Linked DNA regions of Homo sapiens: region 2 is linked to region 1. The links are chromatin contacts, found by Hi-C or POLR2A ChIA-PET in ENCODE. All regions are on one chromosome and are shown on one strand. The core of a region is the stretch at or near the end of the contact, and the rest is flanking DNA. Distances in the headings are between cores, read along the strand shown.

The links. Hi-C counts contacts between places; a loop is a spot of excess contacts on that map. ChIA-PET counts read pairs that join two places held with the same protein, here RNA polymerase II (POLR2A). Pooled maps may share reads with other maps.
Region 2: a map of CD8-positive, alpha-beta T cell shows a loop between it and region 1 (13-fold over the local background). The contact joins the promoter of MSANTD7 here to the promoter of UPF2 in region 1. A Hi-C loop is called at or near these places in 1 of 168 maps with a recorded cell type or tissue (CD8-positive, alpha-beta T cell) and 8 of 50 pooled maps. POLR2A ChIA-PET finds 5 or more read pairs at or near these places in 1 of 52 experiments (activated naive CD8-positive, alpha-beta T cell).

Annotation. Positions count from the first base shown.
Region 1 is chr10:12,040,763-12,044,252 of GRCh38, reverse strand. UPF2 (UPF2 regulator of nonsense mediated mRNA decay) reads left to right here and starts at 1,444. Exons shown (of 22, transcript NM_015542.4): 1 at 1,444-1,498. LOC105376416 (a long non-coding RNA gene) reads left to right here. Exons shown (of 3, transcript XR_930666.2): 3 at 292-454. RefSeq lists enhancers at 1,027-1,276, 2,447-2,536 and silencers at 1,717-1,856, 1,877-1,926.
Region 2 is chr10:14,836,293-14,839,782 of GRCh38, reverse strand. It overlaps MSANTD7 (Myb/SANT DNA binding domain containing 7), which reads right to left and starts at 1,477. Exons shown (of 5, transcript NM_001378785.1): 1 at 1,324-1,477. It overlaps CDNF (cerebral dopamine neurotrophic factor), which reads left to right and starts at 1,746. Exons shown (of 4, transcript NM_001029954.3): 1 at 1,746-1,951. The coding sequence starts at 1,837. HSPA14 (heat shock protein family A (Hsp70) member 14) reads right to left here and starts at 1,477. Exons shown (of 14, transcript NM_016299.4): 1 at 1,324-1,477. The coding sequence starts at 1,380. RefSeq lists an enhancer at 1,194-1,433 and a silencer at 1,584-1,693.

The sequences.
Region 1 (3,490 bases), core at 195-2,694:
CTCTTTCACTATCCTTTAAATGACTGACCTATGTGTAGTGTATAAAAAATATATATTTTTAAATACAGGAAGCAGCAACACTCAGTATGAGAGGATAATTTGCGTGCTAAGAGTAAATGGGGAAGCAAACAGTAAATAGAGGCAAATGGGCAAAGGTTGAGTCATAGGGAACCTGGACTTGCCTCAAGTATTTGTGGTTGGTAGTAGTTCATTACGTGGGCTTGGGCACCAGGTGGGGCCCCCTCAAGTCAAGCAAACGTCAAGACCAGTTTCGCACCCTTGTTCCTCTAGCTCCGGACCAGCCAGAGCCACCTACTCGGATCATGTTGGCAGAACCCAGTACTGTTTCGAGGCCAGATGCACCATTTCAGCAATTCAGGAGGAAATAAGCAGTGTGGATAAACTGATACCCATTTTTGAAAGTCGGCCTGGGTTCGCATTCAGAAGAAATGTCGACGCTAGCCATTTTTTTTTTAAAATGGGTGATTTGATAACTCAGGGAAGTCTTGCCACTGTAATTTTTAAAAGTTTGCTTGCTAGAACCAGGTACTTTCTAAGAAGTGTATGGAAAAAGCCTTGATTCTTCTTCGCCCTGGGTGGTTTTTACGTCGAACACCTAGAAGTGCTTCTGGAAATCCCCCCGCAGGACTTTCGATGTCTTTTAGGGCATTCTTAAGACTAGACCCATTCCTAAGCGACTCCCACCTCCCAAACCAGCCATATGGTTTAGTTTCTCCAGTTTCCAATTTTCTAAATCTTCAACGTCTCCCCTCGAATTAGTCCAATCAAACTTTCTCTTCTTAGACCTCTTCCTTAGGTTCGCACCAGGAAACGCCCAGGAGAATCACGTGGCCGGGCTTGTCCTTAATGGCGCTCCGTAACCCTCCCACTATTCCACCACACTTCCTCGCCTCCCGTGAGCTCCGCCCCGCCCCATTCGCGCTTCCCACCCCCATCCCCCGCGAAGCGCCTGCGCCTGCGCAGCTCCAATTCAGGCGCTTTCCCTTTCCTGGCGACCAATCCACTTCCTGCCTCGGGTCCTCGGAACACTCCACCCCTCCGCTGGGGCCCTGGTTTGAGGTGCTGGTAGTGGCTACCTTACGTATTGCCAGTCTGAAAAATTCGCTCTTCTCATCGACTGGGGAATTTGAAAGAGCTGTTAAGTGAATGGCACTCATATGAGCCTTTGCCCCGGACCCGCCACCCCAGAGTCAAGCTGAGGGCATCGGCATGCCGCAGGGAAGACGATCAGGACTGTTTTTAATCGGGCAGTCGCGCGGATGGCCTTTTCCCTCTCGCCTCCTTCCGCCCCGCCCCCACTCTCAGCCCGGCCGCGCTGGTGAGTGGCGGGCGGGAGGGCTGGCGGGCGGAGGGAGGAGGGGGAGCTGAGGGAAGGCGGGCCCTCGGCTGCGAGATAGGTGGGGGGAGGGGAGGGGAGAGCCCGAGCGCTGGAGTTGGTGCTGGGAAACCCGGGGCTAATGTTGACAACAGGCTCGAGGTGAGTCCCGGGGATCCTCCTTCCCCTCCGCTCCAACGATCGGGAGGAAATGGGGCTGGGGGGCACCGGCCTAGACTCCTACTCCCTGGGGGACCCCAGAGGCGACTCCACACTCCAGCTCTCCGGGGTCGGCGAGCAGTGGAGGGACCGCGGGTCCGGCGTCGTTCTCCTCAGACCCCCTGTCTCCGAGGCTCCCATCAACGCGGGAGCCCCCGGGCCGGGCCATGCTTGGGGGGCGGTGGAGGAGGTGCCTGCCCCACATGCCTGGGCCGGGCCTCGAGACTGGAGGCGGGGAGCCCGCGGTGGAGGGGCGAAAGTGTTCGGGGGCGTGGAGGAGAGCGAGGGGAGGTCGGGGGAAGCTCCTCGAGAGCCGGGAGGGAAGCGAGGGCGAGAAAGTGGGGAGGGCGCGTGTGTGGGAGGCTGCGGAGTGGGGAGACCGGCCGGGAAGGCTTCTGTGGCGAGGGAGTGTGGGGCGAGAAGTTGGGGTTGGGGCAGCGATGGTCCGCGAAGGTGACCGTGGATACCTGTGGGAAGGGGAGTTGTGTCGGGGAAGTGTGGTGGGTTTAGAGGTTCCTACACCACCAGAGCAGGGGTTTGTAGGAGAGGTATGTGTAGGGGAAGGGGCTTGGGGTGTATCTGGGGATGGTGGGCATGGGCTGTTTGGTTGACTTCCTTTTAATCACATAGGCTGGTTGATTCTTCACTTTACCTTCACCTCTTCAAGGCGCCAAGCACTCTCTTCTTGCTAGGACTGTTGGACTAAGGAAGTGATCACAGGATATTTGGTCCCCAGGTTGGCAGAGCAGAGCCAGCTGGGTCCACGCTGGGGTGATCGGACCTTCAGCTCTCTTGCTCATCTTAGAGGACTTACACGACACGAAACGATGCATCAGATCAAAGTGAAACCCTCGCTGACGCTTTATCTCATTTCCATAGTTCTTAGGTGTTCCTTAACATCGTCAGTCTCCTCATTTGTGAGCTGGTACAATTTCTAACAGTTCTTAATACGTCCTTTATACTAAGGATGTTCTTTAAAAAATAAAGTCAGAAACTGGGAGATAGTGTTCCTGTGCTGTTCTGTCCTGACAGCATTTTGAATAAGAGAATTGAAAGGTAAAACCGCATTCTCTCATACTGGAGTGTTTTCGGAGCACTCTGATTGGGATTTCATACATAATCCATATGGTACTTTGCAAGGGAATGTCTTTAAAAGGGAAACACCCCCTTTTGTGCCCTCTTCCCCCCAATACACTCCATTGGTACTTCTAGTAAATTAGTTTTACTTTCTTTTGGAAGTTCAGAATGTATTTAGAATACCAAATAAAATATACAGTTCAAGTGACAGGACACTATTTTGGGAGCTAGGAAGGTGGTTTTAAAGCATGGTTTCCTTTTAAGGGTAGTCTGAATATAATTGTATTCAGCAAACTAATTTGTAACAGCTAATCGGATTCCAGTGAAAAGATCACGACTTTTTCTCCTCACTATCTTGAGAAAGGACCTATTTAAAATTGTATTTGGACTTGAAAAACTTTTGGAAACACTTTAGATGAAAAGTTTGGCTGTTAAAGCTTGAAGTTATTGAAATAAGAATTTTAGCATTTTATTAAATATCACTTAGTGCTCAGTTTTTTAAGTCGACATAAAACAAACGTGTATTGAGGTGAATCACGGTGTTTGTATATTTTATTCGTTTTAGTGTAGGTAGTGAAAAAGCACTGGGTAGTGAGTGTTGGTCCAGCCACGGAAACTAGCTGTATATATAATCTTGGGTAGGTGACTCTGCTGCTATCCTTGGAATGTAAAAATTGAGGATAGAAGTAGATAAAATCTAATAGTCTTTATCTGACTTTACAAATCTTTCATTGTATGCTGAACTTCTCAGTGTTCTTTGTGACAGAACATTTATTAATGCCTCCCTCATGCTAGTTACTATGCTAGAATTTTAAGAACTCTACAAGATAGATAGCAGTATATCCATCTTATTGATAA
Region 2 (3,490 bases), core at 228-2,727, 2.8 Mb before region 1:
GCAAATTTAATTACCATTTAATTTCCTCGTTTTCATAGAAAGCCTATAATTCCATGAAGAACTGCCTCATGTTTTCAGTCTGCTCTGCAAAGTCAACAATTGAATCAAAAGTAATAACAACCTTTCTACACACAAAACGAAGGCTATTATTACGTTACCTTTCCTACCTCTCTTCCTTCTTACCATTACCATTTCTTTTTTTTTTTTTTTTGGACACGGAGTCTTGCTCCGTGGCCCAGGCTGGAGTGCAGACTGCAGTGCCAGATCTCGGCTCACTGCAACTTCCGCCTCCCGGGTTCAAGCCATTCTCATGCCTCAGCCTCCTGAGCAGCTGGGATTACAGGCGTTCCCGGCTAATTTTTAGTATTTTTAGTAGAGGCGGGGTTTCACCATGTTAGCCAGGCTGGTCTAGAACTCCTAACCTCACGTGATCCGCCTGCCTCGGCTTCCCAAAGTGCTGGGATTACAGGCGTAAGCCACCGCGCTGGGCCCCTTTCTTCCCATTTCTACAAATGAAGTAGTATTATTCCCTTTGGCTTTTCCTAACAAGTCATTTGACATTTAAACGCGGGACTAGTGGCAACGGAGTTCATGATTATCGTTTCTTCTGCCTCCCCACTGATGAGAGAAAGGCCACAAGTCCTGTCAGGCTCTCACTTCCAGAAAGGCCACCTCTGTAGACCACGCACCATCAACTGGCTTCACAGCCAGGCAGCTTTGCGGGACCATCAGCCCCAGCTCGACTGCAGCCTCCCCGCCCCTCCGGGACCTAGACGTTCGGGCCCAGCTCAGCGCGTTCTGCGGCCCTGCTGTCCCAGAGACCACCGCCTCCAAGTACCTCGCGGCCACAACTTTCCCAGGACCTCCCACCCGCGGGAATCCTGAGGCCCTGACGTCAGCGAGACCCCTTCCGGCATCCAGAGGCCAGGACGTCCCCGTGACCTCCCCCAAAATGCTCGCAGCCCCGCCGTCCCCGGGACCCCCCGGGACACCCAGCGGCCCCGCTGTCTCCGGGACCCCCCCGGGCACCCTGCAGCTACGTCGTCCCTGGGACCCCTCCGGGCATCCCGCCGCCATGACGCCCTGGGACCCCGCGCGTCTACATCGCCGCGAGCCTCCGCCGCGGAGTAGACGACTTTCCGGAGGAATCGCCAGGCGCGAGGCCGGGCCTGCCCGGCCCTTCGCTCCGGAGTGTCCTCGCGGCAACGCCACTCCACGACATCCCTAGGCCGGCGACACGCCGCTCTCAAGCCTGTGGATGACCCAGCGCCAGAAAACCGGGTGGCCGTCATGAAGCCCTAGCCCAGCTCCGCAGCCCCTCACCTTATAGACGGCCACACAGGCTGAGGTGCAGCCCAGGTGAACTCCGATGGCCGCCATGAGGCAGCAGGGACGGCAGCGGCAGGAATGAGGGGGTCCCCCAACAGCAACAGCTACCGGCCGCCCAACGGCCCCATCAGGCACCGCGGAGCTTCACGTTCCCGCCAGCCCCCTGCGTCCGGTCGGCCGCTACAGCCTCCCGCGTCGCCGCCAATCAGCGTGAAGGTTCCGCCTTTCTTCACGCGCAGTCCGCGAGTAGCTTCAGCGCGTCTCTGCGCTCCGCGGAAACTGCACAGTGCGCACGCGCAACCGGGGAGGGACGGGAAAAGGCTCCTACACTCCGCCCCCTTCCTATCCCTTCCTTGAGAGCCAATGGAAACTCTGTGTTCAGTTGCGTCATTTGTCCTGGCAACTACTGGCAGATTCTTTCCAACCTCGAATTCTGCTCAGCTCGCTTTGGCAGCTTGGTGGGCGGTGGGCGCGGGTGGCGGAGGCGATTGAAGCTGCTGGCCCAGCATGTGGTGCGCGAGCCCAGTTGCTGTGGTGGCCTTTTGCGCCGGGCTTTTGGTCTCTCACCCGGTGCTGACGCAGGGCCAGGAGGCCGGGGGGCGGCCAGGGGCCGACTGTGAAGGTGAGCGGTGTGACAACTGCTTGCATGGCGGCGGCCCCGCGCTGCGGCGCAGCAGCTGTCGGCTTTGGCTTCTCCTGGCCCTGGCTATAAATAACATTCCGCCCAGGAAATGCAGGCCCTGTCCCTCGTTTTAGATCGCCCAAGCCCAGCTCGAGTAAAAAGCTCAAGCCGGGCCTGGTGGTAACGTGAGGCCACGTTGTGGTTTTGCTGTGAATATTAAACTTCAGCAGTAAAAGCTGGTGGGTTTGTATTTGGATTAGAGTTTGTGCAAAGAATGCTAGATTCAGATGATACTGGCGCCAGATTGATTCTGCTGCTTCCAACCAGCAAGATTTGCCTCCCCTTGCACAGAAGACGTCTTTCAAGTCCAAGCTAGTTGGTGACTCCCCAAAGGAAAACAAAACATGGCATTGAGTTGAGTAGCTTAAATCAGAGGACATAGCTAATATTTGTTAGGACTCTGTAGGTGAAAATTGCTTTGCAAAGGAGTACACTGACTCCTTGGGAAAGAGAGGAATACAAAAGAGTGGTTCCTTTTTGTTCACGGTATCTCAGCTGTGAACTCGCAGTCAGAATACGTGAGTCTGTATCCCACCAAGTCCCCTAGCTCTGAGACTTTGGTTTTTGCAAAATCAGCGTACTTCACTTTAGAGATCTGTTAGCAAAGGCAAAGAAGGTAAGTGGCTATGCTAGCCCCTTCCTTCTGGACTCCTGTAGCGCTCACTCCATGTTTTACTGAAAATAATTAGTTTAAATGTATATGCCCTCAGCTGGAAAATATATCCCTAGTGAACAGGAAATTGTAGGTTCATCATATATGTTGAGTGAATGGATGGGTATAGTCGTACTAAAGTTGTGTTTTTGTTTGTTTTGTTGTTTTGTTTTTTGTTTTTGTTTTTGTTTTGAGACAGTCTCACTGTGTTGCCCAGGCCGGAGTACAGTGGCACAATCTTGGCTCACTGCAGCCTCCATCATCGGGTTCCAGCGATTCTCCTGCCTCAGCCTCCCAAGTAGCTGGTACTAAAGGCACCACCACCACGCCTGACTAATTTTTATATTTTTAATAGAGATGCAGTTTCACCATGTTGGCCAGACTGGTCTTGAACTCCTGGCCTCAGGTGATCGGCCCGCCTCAGCCTCCCAAAGTGCTGGGATTACAGGCGTGAGCCACAGCGCCCAGTCCTTAAAGTGTTAATAATTGGAGCCTGGCTTTCTATGAGCTCTGCAATAATTAAACTTTTCTCCAGAAATTTAAAATATCTACATGTTATTACTCGATATAAAGATATTTGTTTAGCTAAGTTATAATTTTGCTCCAAACCATGCTATAATTGTGTCCTATACTTTTAAAACAGACTTTGTGAGGCAAAGACAATTGATTTGATGACTCATCTGGGGCTCCCACTTATAAATGTTTCAAGAGAGACAGCATCTGGATTAATTAAATGGGAAGCTTATGCTGTCTGTCCTAAATTTATTACAGCATGCTGTGATTATTGCATGTCTGACTAACCTGTCTATATATTTCATTTGTTAGGT